2 separate regions of the Mus musculus genome follow, and region 1 is linked to region 2. Evidence: chromatin contacts called from ENCODE Hi-C or POLR2A ChIA-PET data. All regions are on one chromosome and are shown on one strand. The core of a region is the stretch at or near the end of the contact, and the rest is flanking DNA. Distances in the headings are between cores, read along the strand shown. Region 1 holds the start of Gimap8 (GTPase, IMAP family member 8). Region 2 holds the start of Zfp775 (zinc finger protein 775).

Region 1 (7,239 bases), core at 96-2,595, 45 kb before region 2:
GCAAAGGAAGAGCTTGATCATCAAGCTGACAGGGTGACCCATTCTGTTGGTGCCAGTCATCCTCTTCCCCAGTCACCTGATCATCAGCCAACAATCTCATCACAGTGGCCACAGTAACATGGATAGGGACTATACATGGGTCTGGTAATATCAAAGTATACAGTGCCATCTCTCTATAGCAGGATTCATGGGTCAGCAATTCATGGGTAAAAATCAAATGGGAACGACACTACTTGACCTCAGCAAAATCTTTGCTTCCAGTCCCCAAGATCTTACACTTTGTTAGCACAGAGGTCTTGGCTACAAAGAGCAAAATGTTTCCACCAAAAGACAATCATCACCCTATCCTGGCAGTTGAGTGAGTAAGTCTGTGAGTCCCGCTCTGTCTTCCCTGGATATTGCCCAAGGGTACCACGAGTTCAACCATTGGAAGGAGCTTCTGTGATTCATCCCACATCAAGGTGCAAGTGGTCCCAGAGAAAAGAGATCAGAGAGGCCTCCAGAGCCCAGCGGGGGAAGACGTTTAGTCCTAGACAGTGAGTCAGTCAGCATAAGAAAAGGAGTTAGCAGGTGAGGGCCAGTTTGGATTAAATGTACATAAACTCAAGACTTCCTTCAATACATGACTAACTGGATCTTTCTGTGAAAGGACTGGAAATTGTTCGAAGAGAGAATATAGGACATAGATACTGCCATCTGCTTCTCCAGGAGACCAACAGTCCCAGTGACAACCAGTGACTTCCTTCTGGGAGTCCAACCCCTGAGACACTCCCTGCTGGATCTTGAACCTCCCTGTCTGCCACACTTCTGTCCTCTTCTTCCTCCTTAGGTGTGAAGCCTTTCCCCACAGACCTCCTGGCAGGCAGCTGTTCCACATTCTTTCTTGGGAAAAATACGGTACATCCCTACTGGATCTGGTTGGAGTGACATAATTCCAGCTCTTGAAATCCAACCCAACACAGGGCAGACTGCCTTCCACAGTCTAAACTTATCACCCCCCCCCAAGCTATAATAGACCCCCCCCACACACACACACACCTCTGAAACATACCTCGGTCTTTCCCCCTGTCCTACTGATGCTTCACAGCTTCTGTGCTCTGCCTGGCTTCCTGCAGCTGCTCCTTGGTGGGATGAAGTCGCCATCTCTGCCCTCAGGTCAGTGGAAGCAAATCCTAAAGAGGGCCAAGAGCCACACAAGGAGAGTTAAAGATTTACCAGGCCACCCCAGTCTCCCTGGCAGGAGGATTTCCAAATGTTTCTAGGAAGAAAGAGGTTTCTAGAAGCATGTCTTACATCAGTAGAGCCTGAGAAGGAGCTCAGAGCACATAGGATGAACACGGAAGGGGCTTAGGGAGGGGCCGGTGTGAACACAAAGGCACAGGTCTTCTGGAGATGCCCTTGGGTGCCACCATGTGGCTGTGGGAGCACAGTCATTCACACTGCTACAGACAAAGATGGTAACAGAAAGGCCTACTTGGGTCTTGTCCTAGTAAGCTTCAGCTATGAATGTAACACAGACCTAGAGTCATCTGGGTAGAAAAAAAAAAAAAACAAAAAAAACACGACTGAATGATTGCCTATAACAGACTGGCCTGTGGCCATGCCTGAGAGCCATTTTCTTAATTGCTGATTTATATTAGAGTCCGTCAGGGTGGCCTGTGTCATCCCTCGGCAGGTGGCCCGAGCTGTGTAAGAAAGGCAGCTGAGCAAGCCAGAGGGAAAGGTAAGCAGCATTCCTTCATGGTCTCGGCTTTAGCTCCTGTCTCCAGGTTCCTGCCTGGAGCTCCTGCCCTGGCCTCTCTCCTGCAGATTATCACTTGTAGACTGAAATCAACCTTTTCCTCCTCAAGTTGCTTTTGGTCTTGATGTTTATCGCAGCAACAGAAAAGCAAACTAGATCAGGTCTATTCTTTGCAAAGACCAAAATCGGAAGTTTTTGATGAAGTCAGTTTGGGAGTAAAACCCAGCAGACTTTCCTCTTGGCTCATCCCCACCACCGTCTCCCTCAGCCTGGACTGATCACACAATGTAGATAAAACTACAAAGGAACCATTTGCTTTCTCCCAGAATAAAGTGCTCCCTCATAGATGAGAAAAAGCTTTCCCCCAGCTAGCAAAACACAGAAATGTTTGAACCTGAGTTTTCATATGACTCACAGAACTCACTGTGTCCCAGCGACCTAATCTGATCTGTACTTCCTAAGCAAGGGGCACACTGAGAACAGCATGGTTTCCTTGTTAGAAGTCTAAAGTGACGTGTGCTTATGCTATAAGGATCCTGAAGGATTTGGGGAACAGGGCACATACAGACTCATACACTGGCAAAGAAAACTGCCCTATCCCCCTCCCCCTCCCATTCACTCACCTCACCTTAATAAAGAAGGTCCACTCATAGAACAGTCCCCACCTCCCCTGGGCACCAGGTCAGTGCATAGAATACCATCTAATTAAAATGTTGAGGTGAAAACTATAGACTAGGATATACAGGTGCCTGTGAGGCTGAGCTAAGGGCTAGCAAGCTCTTGCTGCTCCAAAACTGAGAAGCCATGGACTTGGGGGCGGGTCGGGGGGAAGGGCAGGCGTCCTAAATGAAATAATAAGCTTTGGAAGAGTGCTTAAAGTGAAATTAAAGCTTCTCACAACTTCTTCGTGACTTAGCAGGTCGACGATTGGTTTGCTGAATGATTTTGCTCTGCGGCCTTTCTGGTTTGGCTCTAAGGAAGGATGGGGTCTCCTGCCCTCTAGTGGCCGTGTGTAACGACACATGGAGCAAATGAGAACCTGAAAGGTCCCTGCTGACTCTCCTAGCTCTCAGTAGGGACAGGACAAAGTGGGACTATAAACTAACAGAAATTGCATAAGGAGAAAGATGCGGTCATGCAAGGAGGAGTCTACGACGGCCATGAATTGTGTTAGACACAGAGGCTAATCTGTGCGTCACGCACTTTAAGACCAGCACTTGGGAGGCAGAGGCAGGTGAAGCTCTGTGAGGTCCAGGCCAGCCGGAGCTACATAGTGAAACTATGTCTCCAAACACAAACAAAAAAGAAGAGGGAACATTTGCAAGGATCCCACAGTCTCAAGTCAGGGAAGCCGCGGAGCCTGCCACAGTGAAACTACCTATGGGGTGTGAGCACCGTGGTATGTTGGCGAGCCGTGGGAGCAAGGGAGAATATGTGCTGTGGAAACCCCCACTTCCCTTCTGCAGTTGACAGACAGTAGCGGAGGCTACATTTGATGGAACCTGTGAGTGAGGAGGATGATAGCGCACTGTAATCTGGAAGGGTCAGGAGCTACGTTTCCCCCTGGGAGGTTTCTCGCTTTTGGTGTGTGGTGTGAAGACATTCAGGGAAAGTTTTCTGGAGTGCTCTGAAGATCTCCTTTTCTGCCCGCTCCTGTTCCTGTCCTGGTGCTCAGTGCTGCTTTTGAGAATGGCAGGAGCAGAGCATGTGGCTATGATGTTCACCCTGACACTTTCCATTCTGCCAGGCTTTCTTATGCACCGGACCTACCAGAGGAAGTAAAGTTTTACTTTTCCAGAGTGGTGGCAAGTCCTCCTCCACCTCCTCCTCCTCCTCCTCCTCCTCCTCCTCCTCCTCCTTCTTCTTCTTCTTCTTCTTCTTCTTCTTCTTCTTCTTCTTCTCTCTCTCTCTCTCTCTCTCTCTCTCTCTCTCTCTCTCCTGATTTATGGCGAGTTTTGGTTTGTGAGCATCTTTTCTGGGTCAGTTCAGTATAACCAACTAGATAGCTTTAAGTGAAGACTGGGACCATTGCATCCCCGCGGTCAGGGAAGCTTCCTTTCCTTGGGGGAACCCAGAAAAAAGGTGCAACTTGAGTTAATGGGGTACAGTTGGCTCTTCTTTCCCTCCAAGTGCCAGCATTCAGGGTAAATGTTGGCCTCTGGTTGAACCCATAATGCAATGTGTGTCCTTTTATTCCCTATAACTGATCTCTAGAATTGGCCTATGTTTAGTCTCCAGACACTGATCTTAAAAAACTGCCAAGCCTCTCCCCCAGCATAAGTGAGCCCCACCTCTAGTTAACACTAACCAGTTCACTTCATTAACCTGTCAACAACCAACCCTTTGCCTTCGCCCAGCTGTTCTGAATACCTGGGTTAAGCTCTGTGTTGTCAAGGTACAAATTTTCTATCTTGATTCTGCTAAGCATATATGCTTATTAAATGTAGTCAACCTGTATGTTCTTTGGGTTTCTTCTTACATTGTTCAATAGTGTTCACCCCATGTAATTGCTTATATGTCGTTTGTGTGTGGGGGGGTTGCAGGGGCTAGCCTGTATCCATGACTGACTTGGGTTTTAAGTATCTATTTTACTTAGCATGTGGGAAGCACACATGAATACTGAGTTCAGAAGACAACCTGAAGGATTTGGTTCTCTCTTGCCACGTGGGCTCTGGGAATTGAACTCAGGTTGACAACAAAAATGCCTTAACCCACTGAGCCATCTTATCAGCCCTAATTTTATGTGCTTGTTATCAATATATATGTTCTGTATGCCATAGTAAAATATATGTTAAGTGGTATGATTTCATGATAAAGTTTCTCCACTCTCAAAAAGACTTTGATGCTAGTGGCCTATAAATATTCAAGAATGCATGACAATTTTCAGACAAGCTGGGCTGCCTAGCAGAGAGGTTCAGATTAACCAAGCCACCTGGAAGAGGCTGCAGGCTGGGCAGTAAGCTCCGGGTTCCAGTTTTCTCCAGCGGGTGGGCTTTGGGGATGCAGTTGTCTTTGAGTCACTTTTGATCCTGTAAGTAACCCCTTATCCATATGCCTATAAGCAATCCCAATAAAACTCACTGGTTCACCCAACTGGACTCTGGTGGCATCCTTGCTGTGGTCAGTTAGTCAGCTTCCTATGTGAAAGTAGATATTTGTCTCCCCAGAAGTGTCCCATGGCAGACAGTAACAGAAAATGACTCCTACCAGAGTCCCATTTCACTCTCCAAAAAAAAAAAAAAATGACACCTAACATTTTAATCAGTGGAACCCTGACTTCTCACAGAACTGCTCTCTCTTTTTTCTACCCCTGTCATAAGTAATAACTGTACATGGGGGAACGACGCATTCTGTTGGAAGAGAATTCAAAGAGAGGCTGTTTTGTTTTCCAGTTTCTTCTATAATGTGCTTGTCCATTTATGTCCCCAAACTGGAATCTGGTGAAATACCAAAATAAAATGACAGATCAAACCATTATCCTTAAATAAAATAAGAATTAGATACAGAGGACTAAACTCTTCTAGATTTATAGCTCGCTACTCTGTATGAGATCATGGCTATGTAATCAAACTGGCCAGAAGAAAACGAGATTTAAAGACTGTATTATTTAATTTTCTGTTGGTGTGATAAAAAAATACCATACCAAAGCAACTCAGAAAAGGAAGTGTTTATTTGGCTTACAATTGCAGAGTGGATGTGTGGTGGCTTGAATAAGAATGGCTGCCACAGGCTCCTGTCTGAATGCTTGATTCAAACAGTTCCTGGATCTGTTTGGGATGGGTTAGGAGGCATGGCCTTGTTAGAGAAGGCAGTCTTTTTTTTTTTTTTTTCTCCTAGAACCATCAAAAATGTGCACTAGAGGGCGCTATGTTCTTCGAATACCAGCGTCCATGCATGTGAGATTTCTGCATCCTTCATAGCCCATTCATTGAAGAATCCCAGACAAGTTGCACTTTAAATGGGAAACAAGGGGCTGGGGATATAGCCCAGTGGTAGAGCACTTGCTTAAAATGTGAGGCAGTGGGTCAATTCACAGACTGAAGAGAAAGGAAAAAAAAAGGAGTTAAATCAATTCCATCATGGGGATGCATCAAATGGTATCGCTCCCAAACAGGTCTATTTCCAAAAAACACAATATTGAGAGTCTACAGATTTGGGGGTGGGGGGGGCCCTATAAAATTATGAAAGCTAAAGACTGTTCTCACTCCAATTTTTCAAAAAAAAAAAAGAGGCCAGCAATAATAACATTAATTAAATGTTTACAGTATGATTAATTTAATCGATTGTTAATATGTTTTTCTCATATTATCAAACTCCTCAGTCAGCTGAATGATGGCCAAAAAAGCAGAGTCAGATAGCAGACAACTAACTGACTAAAGAGAGCTGGAACTTGAGATGGGCAGTGTACGTCTGGCTCCACACTTTGGAAGCTCAGAGTTGAAGGGGAGACAATGGGGAGGTAGGGGAGTGGGCACAGCAAACAAACCGGCAAGGGCAAGTGCTACAACAGTCCATGAGCTGAGCCGTTGGGGTTTTGTTTTGTTTTGTTTTGTTTTGTTTTGTTTTGTCTTCTGTCATTTTTGTTTTGTCTTTTGTCGCATTTGTTTTCTCCCATCAAGATTCTCTTTATCACAGGCCCAAAGCAAAACAGCCAAAGGACCATGAACCAGACCTCTCTCCAAAACTGTGACCAAAACACTTTCTTCTCATCCAAAGTTAATTTTTCCAGTATTTTGTTGTAATAACAGGAAGCTACCCAACTTGAAGGACATTAGTGGAGAATGCTAACGGGGAAATAAAAGCAGGCAGCAAGCACAAAGAGAATAGATGTGTAGTGATTTTGATAGTGTCTTGAGTCAAAGCCTTCTGAGATGTTGACAGCTGTACCGGAACCATGAGTGACAAGAAAGAACTCTGGGATGAGGGAACATATTTCAGAAAAACCTCACAGAGGGAAAACAGAGAATAGGAACTTTCTGTGATGCAGTATGGGTTTTAAATCATAACGAATGCCAGAGGAAATATGCAAATAGCCTTGACTTTGGTGGCTCTAGGTTTAAGTTTTCAATGTCACTGTGGTGAAGTGGTTAATATGAATCCAGTAGCAACTTCGAAGTCCGAGTTTTGAGCTTTTCTGGAGTAAGGTACACATGACAAATTCTCTCTCATACTGGGCAGCAGCATCAAGCCACGGCCACAGCCAGCCCTGCTGCTCCTCAGGGGACCATAGTGTAGGTGTTAAACATGCTGGACCTGCAGGCTTCATCGGACGATGATGGATTTATCAGGAGAGAGCCACATCATGAGTGAAGGGACATTTGTGTACTGAAGAACTGGGGAGTACGGGAGGGCAGCAGAAATGACCTGGAAGCACCTGGAGGGCAGCAGAAATGACCTGGAAGCACCTGGAGGGCAGCAGAAATGACCTGGAAGCACCTGGAGGGCAGCAGAAATGACCTGGAAGCACCTGTTCCAGTTCTGTCTGGTTTATTTCTCAT
Region 2 (6,802 bases), core at 3,061-5,560:
CTAAGCTTGCTATGCTTGTTCAAACTTCTCTTCATAAGACTTAACCAGAGAGCCGGGTGTGGTGGCGCACGCCTTTAATCCCAGCACTTGGGAGGCAGAGGCAGGCGGATTTCTGAGTTCGAGGCCAGCCTGGTCTACAAAGTGAGTGCCAGGACAGCCAGGGCTATAAAGAGAAACCCTGTCTCGAAAAGCCAAAAAAAAAAAAAGACTTAACCAGAGAACAAAGTCTCTGCTGGGCTTTTTTGAAACTTCCTTTGACAATGCAAATAATCTGAGTCTCTTCACCTTAGCCTCAGACAGACTTTTTAGACAAGAGCAAAAAGTAGCCACATTCTTCACCAAAATTCCACAAAACCAGTCTTTTTGCCACATATTGAAATTCTTCTCCTTTGAAATCTCTTGGGCCAGGTCAACACAGTTCAAATCACTCTCTGCAACAAAGTCTTCAATATTCCTACGAGGATGACCCATTAAGCCCCATTTAAAGCATTCCACTGAGTTCCAAATCCAAAGTCCAAAAATCCACATTCTTTCAAATAAAAGCATGGTCAGGCCTATCACAGCAATACCCCAGTCCCTGGTACCAACTTCTATCTTAGTTAGGGTTTTACTGCTGTGAACAGACACCATGACCAAGGCAAGTCTTATAAAAACAACATTTAATTGGGGCTAGCTTACAAGTTCAGAGGTTCAGTCCATTATCATCAAGGAGGGAACATGGCAGCATCCAGGCAGATCAGAGAGTTCTAAGTCTTCATCCAAAGGCTCCTAGTGGAAGACTGACTTCCAGGCAACTGGGGTGAGAGTCTTAAACCCACACCCACAATGACACACCTATCGAACCAGGTCATACCTATTCCATCAAAGCCACACCTCCAGATGGTGCCACTCCCTGGCCCAAGAATATACAAACCATCACAGTGTGCTTTCCAGATTCAGTTAGTCATGGCCAACTTCACGTACATAAGATATTTTGAGAGAACTAAGAACCTCATGACATTTGTTTTAGTACACTGTCATAACTGTTATATTGAATCATTAATTGACCTTACCCTCTCTCTGTGTTTCATTTATAAATTAAACTGTCAGATGTGTGTGCTGGAAAAGACTGAATATGGTCCAATATTAGCTGCAGTTTCAAACAACCACTGGGAGTCAGGCAACACTGGGACAGACAAAATTGTCCCTTAGATAAGCGGAGGACTGGAGGGTTATGCATGTAAACACAGAGGAAAGCATCTTAAACCCCAAGGTATAGGGGCTGGAGAGGCAACTCAGAAATTGAGAGTTCTTGCTGCTCTTGCAGAGGATGGGGTTCAGTTCTCAGTACTCACATGATGACGGATAATCATGTGTAACTCCTGGGGGACTGGACCTGACTCCCTCTTCTGATCCATAGGCACAGAATATATGTGGTGCATAGACCTACACATAGGCAAAGCACTTAAACACATGAGGTAAACCTAAGTCTCTTTTAAAAAGATACATTTCCGACAGTATACAAGCATGCCAATGTGAGGCACATAGCACAACTCTCTATTCTGTCCACGTGTGACAAGAGAAACTGAGTCAGTCATGAGAGACATCTTCTCAAAGCTGAATGGAGTTCATACATTCATGTAACACAAGCTTTCAGTAAACAAGAGCCCCAGAAGTTCGAGTCCAGCCTAAGCTACATACCAAGTTCAACACTAGCCTGGGCCACATGGATCTCTATCTTTAAAAAAAAGAAAAAGTCTTTGAATATCCAGAGCCATATTAACACAGCTATTCACTTCAAATACCAGAATTTAGGGAGGCAGGAACAGAAGCTGTGCAGACTGATGGGACATAAAAATCAGACTGTGAGCCGGGCGTGGTGGTAACGCCTTTAATCCCAGCACTCGGGAGGCAGAGGCAGGCGGATTTCTGAGTTCAAGGCCAGCCTGGTCTACAAAGTGAGTTCCAGGATAGCCAGGGCTATACAGAGAAACCCTATCTCAAAAAACAAACAAACAAACAAACAAAATCAGACTGTGCCCAGCAGCCCATGCAGTGTGAGATCCTCTAGGGCCTGGGCCACACAGAGCCCTTTCCCCTCTACCAACTTAGGTGAGCTGTGTTACCCCAAGTCTGAATCATCAGCCCAAGTTTCTCCCTTGAGCCCACACCCAAGGCCAGCACAGTTCTCCAGGCCTCCACATCACACCTAGAATGGGGATCAGGAACCTAGTGTCCTGGGCCACCGGTCATCAATTCTGAGTCCAGATCTCACCATTTCTCACCTAAATGACTTCAAAAAACAAAACAAAAGAAAAAGCTTAATGCAGCTGTTCTCAGCCTGCGAAACACAAACCCCACTGGTGGCCTAAGACCATATGGGAAAACATAGATATTTACATTATGATTCATAACAGTAGCAAAATTACAGCTATGTAAAATTAAATGAAAATTAATCTTATGACTGGGGTCACCACAGCATGAGAAAGTGTATTCAATGGTCACAGTATTTGGAAGGTTGAGAGTCACCGGCTTAGTGGGTAAAAGTGTTTTGACATGCAAGCCAGTTCTGGATACCTAAGCTTGATACCCGGAATCTATGTAATCCACATGGTAGAGAGGACCAACTTCCAAAAATTCTGTCCTCTGTCCTTTGTCTGTCTCTCTCTCTCTTCCTCTATCTCTGTCTCTCCGTCTTTCTCACACACACATTCAATGAATGAATGAATAATAGTTTTAAAATTTTACTGATTTCTTGGTCCCTCCAAATCCATCTGCCACCAGAACCCAAACTGATCTCTCTCTCTCTCTCTCTCTCTCTCTCTCTCTTTCTTTCTCTCTTGCCCTTTCTCCCTAAGACAGGGTTTCTCTGTAGCCCTGACTCCTGAACTCACTCAGTAGACCAGGCTGGCCTCGAATTCAAAGATCTGCCTGCCTCTGCCTCCTGAGTACTGGGATTAAGGGTGTGGGCCACCACCACCCAGATCCAAACTGATTTTTCTAAAACTGAAATTTTGACATTTTACCCCCTTGACATACTTCAAGAGCTCTCCAACACTTGGAAATTTAGACAAAAATGTCTTGGCAAGGCCATTCAAAACATAGTCTTTGGTTAGCTTTCCCCATTGTCCCCAATATCTAGATTTGTTATGTCCTCACACACCTGCATACCTATAACTTGTCTGTCTTGCAGTGACCTTGCCCATACACCCCCTCCCTGGTCCAAATCAGGGGTCACTTTGCCAGAGACAGACATCTTTGGGAAACTCAAAACTACTGTTTAGCTATGTGTCATCCAAACAAGTACCTGTGGGGTAACTGTCATCATCCATGCTTTCTGTTACCACCAGAAGACCAAACGCATCCTAATACAGGATGCCTCTATCCCTAGCACACAGTCCAGACCCCAGCCTTGTAAACCATTACAAAACACGGTTATGAGGGCTCATTTACATAAACGTCAGCCACAACTGAGTGGTAGAAGCACAGAATCATGGAGCTTCGGAACTGACAGGACACAAATGCTATGGGATGTTTTCATGTTATTAACACAACTAAAAACCAAAAACAAACAAATAAAAATGCAGAGCCTGTCACTTGTCTCCAACCTCAGGTGACCACACCCAACTTGCCACTGCTGCTAGAGACCATTCGGACTCTGTGTCGCCAGACACCACACCCACTGAGACTGCTGCGGTCATTTTACTTGAAAGAAGTCTCAGTAACCACCCCCGAAGACGCGCACACAGTTGTAACTTCTGCGTGCTTTCCTTTTGCTTGTTCTCCGTCTCCACCCTCATCCCGCCTCGCAGAATCGCTTGTAGCCAACACTGGGATTGCTGCCCCCAGAAGCTCTTCTACACGGAAGCAGACACAGACAGGGAGCTCAGAACAACCAGATGGCTCAGTAGGTCCTCTTGGCTCTTCAACAGTCCTACCCTCCTGACCTTACTGCCCTGGCCTGTTGACCTCCCAGCCAACCTCAGGTCCCTCCCAACTGAGCTAGGAAGGGTGCTGGTGGTACAGAAAATTGGGACCCAGAGCTGAGGTGCACGCGGGACTCAGGGCGCCTCAAGGCCCGGGACCCATCCTTCCTCTACAGCCCGGTACACCGGAGCAGCACGGGAACAGCGACCCGGCGCTGGTCCGTCCCTGCACCGCCCCTCCCCGCCAGAATTGCACAGGACTCGGAGGGAGGGGGCCTGAGAAATAAATACCTTTGACTTTGTGGCTAAGGTTAACGGGAACGGCTACCCAAGGGGCGACTTGGGTACCGGGCTCCGGGCCATGGCCAGTCCCGGGGCAGGCGGGGCAGGCGGACGCGTGTGATTGGCTGGTCGCCCTGCACCGCCCCGCTGCGGATTGGCTGAACGGCTCAGATGACACTCCCGGCCCTATTGGTGCAGCCCGCGGGGCGGCCCCTTTGTTCTCCGGAGCCAATAGCCAGGGTCTGACCTCGCCTGCGGCCGCGCGGCCCTAAGCAAAAAATCAGTGAGCTGAACACTGCTGGGGTGGAAGAGGTGGCCCCCTAATGCTCTGTGCCCCGCGGAGCATAGTTGCTGTGCCCGTCCACCAGGTGCCTCGGATCTGCCCACCTTTGAGCGCTCTGCCTCCCGCACAAGCGCGTATTGATATCTGAACTCGCGGCGTAGGTGCGGGGTACCACGGTAGTGAGGTGCCATTAGGTTTCCTTGCTTGGAAGCCATCGCGGGCCAAATAGAACACAGCACTTTTAGGACCCCTCTGGAGAGTATATCTACTTTATTGTGGCTCTTTTTCTTTACTCCCTGAAAGCTATGTTTAGGCGGCATTGCTCACACTTGCCTATTGCACATTGCAGGGCTCTTTTGCCTCGTGAGGGTACAGTGAGCCATCATCAGCCAGCATATCATCAGACCACACTGAGTCATGATAAATTATGTTTGGAGCTGTTTGCAAGTGGCTTTGGAAATCATTGCATTCGGGGAGCTTTTTCTAGCTGAGAAAACAGGTCTGAAGAGGTTACCTAACCGCATCTAATTTCACTATGCACTAAGGTTCTGTTGAGTGAAATATCTTCTAGCTGCTAACCAGGTCCAGACTGCCAAGAAGGGTGATTGGTTCCCAAACACCTCCAGGAAAGTGTTTTCATTCCCACCCTTTCCTATACATCTGATAGAATTCCTCCCACCTCTGCCTTGAGTTTGGTCGCAGCTGGGTAATCACAGTGGGGTCAACTGGAAAGATACTGCATTTTCTCTCCAGAGCTACTTTGGAGGTGCATTTGGGACCAGGATGGATGTCCTGTAACCCCTACCATGGCACCAATCTGTAACTGTTCAAGCCTCTAGGCCCCCAGCTGCTGTTCAGCTGTCAAGCATTGTGGAAACTGGGGCCAAGTTTCTAGCCATTTTCCACTAAATTCATGTGCAGTCATCACAAGAGAGAGTTTTCTGTTTCTGGACTTTGATGTGTTTGCCTGTGAAATAGATGAGTGAGTTTTCCCACCTGCTTATGTGCCTTTCTGGATTTTCATTCCTACCTCTCAGAGCAGCATTCTAGTTTCAGATCCTCCACCAGCTAGTGTGGCCCAGGAACAACACTTCCTATCCAGAGTGACAGACTCTCCAGACTGACACTCAGGACCAAGGCTGTTCCAGAAGTGGAAGAATGAAGCACAGTAAGTGAAGGCTAGCCTATCTTACACACTGAGATAGTTCGTTCAAGGCCAGCCTGGAACTGTATTAGATCCTGTCTCAAAAAATAAATAAATAAATAAATAAATAATTTTTAAAAATGTTTAAAAAGAAAGAAAAAAAGCAAACTATGTATTGATGCACATACACAGAGTCTATATTATAAAATCTGTGAGGGGGGGTTGGTGCATGTGGGGGCCAGGGGGTCACATTATGCATCTTCAGGCACCTTCCATCTTGTTTGAGACAAGGTCTCTAATTAGCTGGAACTTCATCAAATAGGCTAGGTTCACTGAGGTGGCCAGCAAGATACTGGGATCTCAGTATCTGTGGGATTGTGACCCACCATACTCAGCTTTTGTTATGGCCTCTGGGAAGCAACACTCCAGTCTTCATGCTTGCAAGGCATATATGTTCTACAAGCCAAGCCATCTCCCCAAACCCAGTATTATGTGACCAAAACCAGCACACTAATTTCTTTTTTATACAGTGGTGGTCAAGGCTGAAAGGGTGAGCTGGGGAGATGGCTCAGCAGTTAAGAGCACATGCTGCTCTTGCAGAGGACCTGGGTTTGATTCCTAGAATTCACATGGTGACTCACAACCATCTATAACTCCAGTTCCAGGGAGTCTAATACCCTTCCCTGGTCTGGCCTCCATGGGTTCCGGGTACACACATGTACACAAACATACATGAAGGAAAATACAACATACACACACATCTTTAAGACAAAAGGAGGCAGAAACAGACCCGAATCTCAGCTTCTAGTAATTAGTATTCCAGGACCGTGTGCAGGTGTTTACATGAATTTGAAGGGAGAGCAAGAGCTGCAGGTGTTTACATGAATTTGAAGGGAGAGCAAGAGCGCCCGGAGCAGCCCATCAGGTGGGATCAGATAGAACTTAGCAAAGTCCATTCACAAAACAAACAGTTGTTCTTTTGCACTCCTCTGTTTGGGGACTGGTGCAGAAATGACAGGCGAGAGGGCCTGTTGGTACCTGACAAGAAGAGCAGGCAGCTGTGTGTGAAGCTATCTGTGACTCAGCAGACCAACCAGGGAGGCCCTGCCAGACAAAAATCAAACCACCACCACCTGAGCTTAGGGGACCTGCTGACTCTGAGCTGACCCCAGAAAAGGCTGAGCTCAT

The links. Hi-C counts contacts between places; a loop is a spot of excess contacts on that map. ChIA-PET counts read pairs that join two places held with the same protein, here RNA polymerase II (POLR2A).
Region 1: POLR2A ChIA-PET joins it to region 2 with 25 read pairs in Patski. The contact joins the promoter of Gimap8 here to the promoter of Zfp775 in region 2. A Hi-C loop is called at or near these places in 3 of 37 maps with a recorded cell type or tissue (gastrocnemius and left cerebral cortex). POLR2A ChIA-PET finds 5 or more read pairs at or near these places in 1 of 5 experiments (Patski).

Annotation. Positions count from the first base shown.
Region 1 is chr6:48,641,340-48,648,578 of GRCm38, reverse strand. It overlaps Gimap8 (GTPase, IMAP family member 8), which reads right to left and starts at 1,345. Exons shown (of 6, transcript NM_001077410.1): 1 at 1,294-1,345; 2 at 1,052-1,172. The coding sequence starts at 1,143.
Region 2 is chr6:48,599,515-48,606,316 of GRCm38, reverse strand. Zfp775 (zinc finger protein 775) reads right to left here and starts at 4,310. Exons shown (of 3, transcript NM_173429.3): 1 at 4,197-4,310.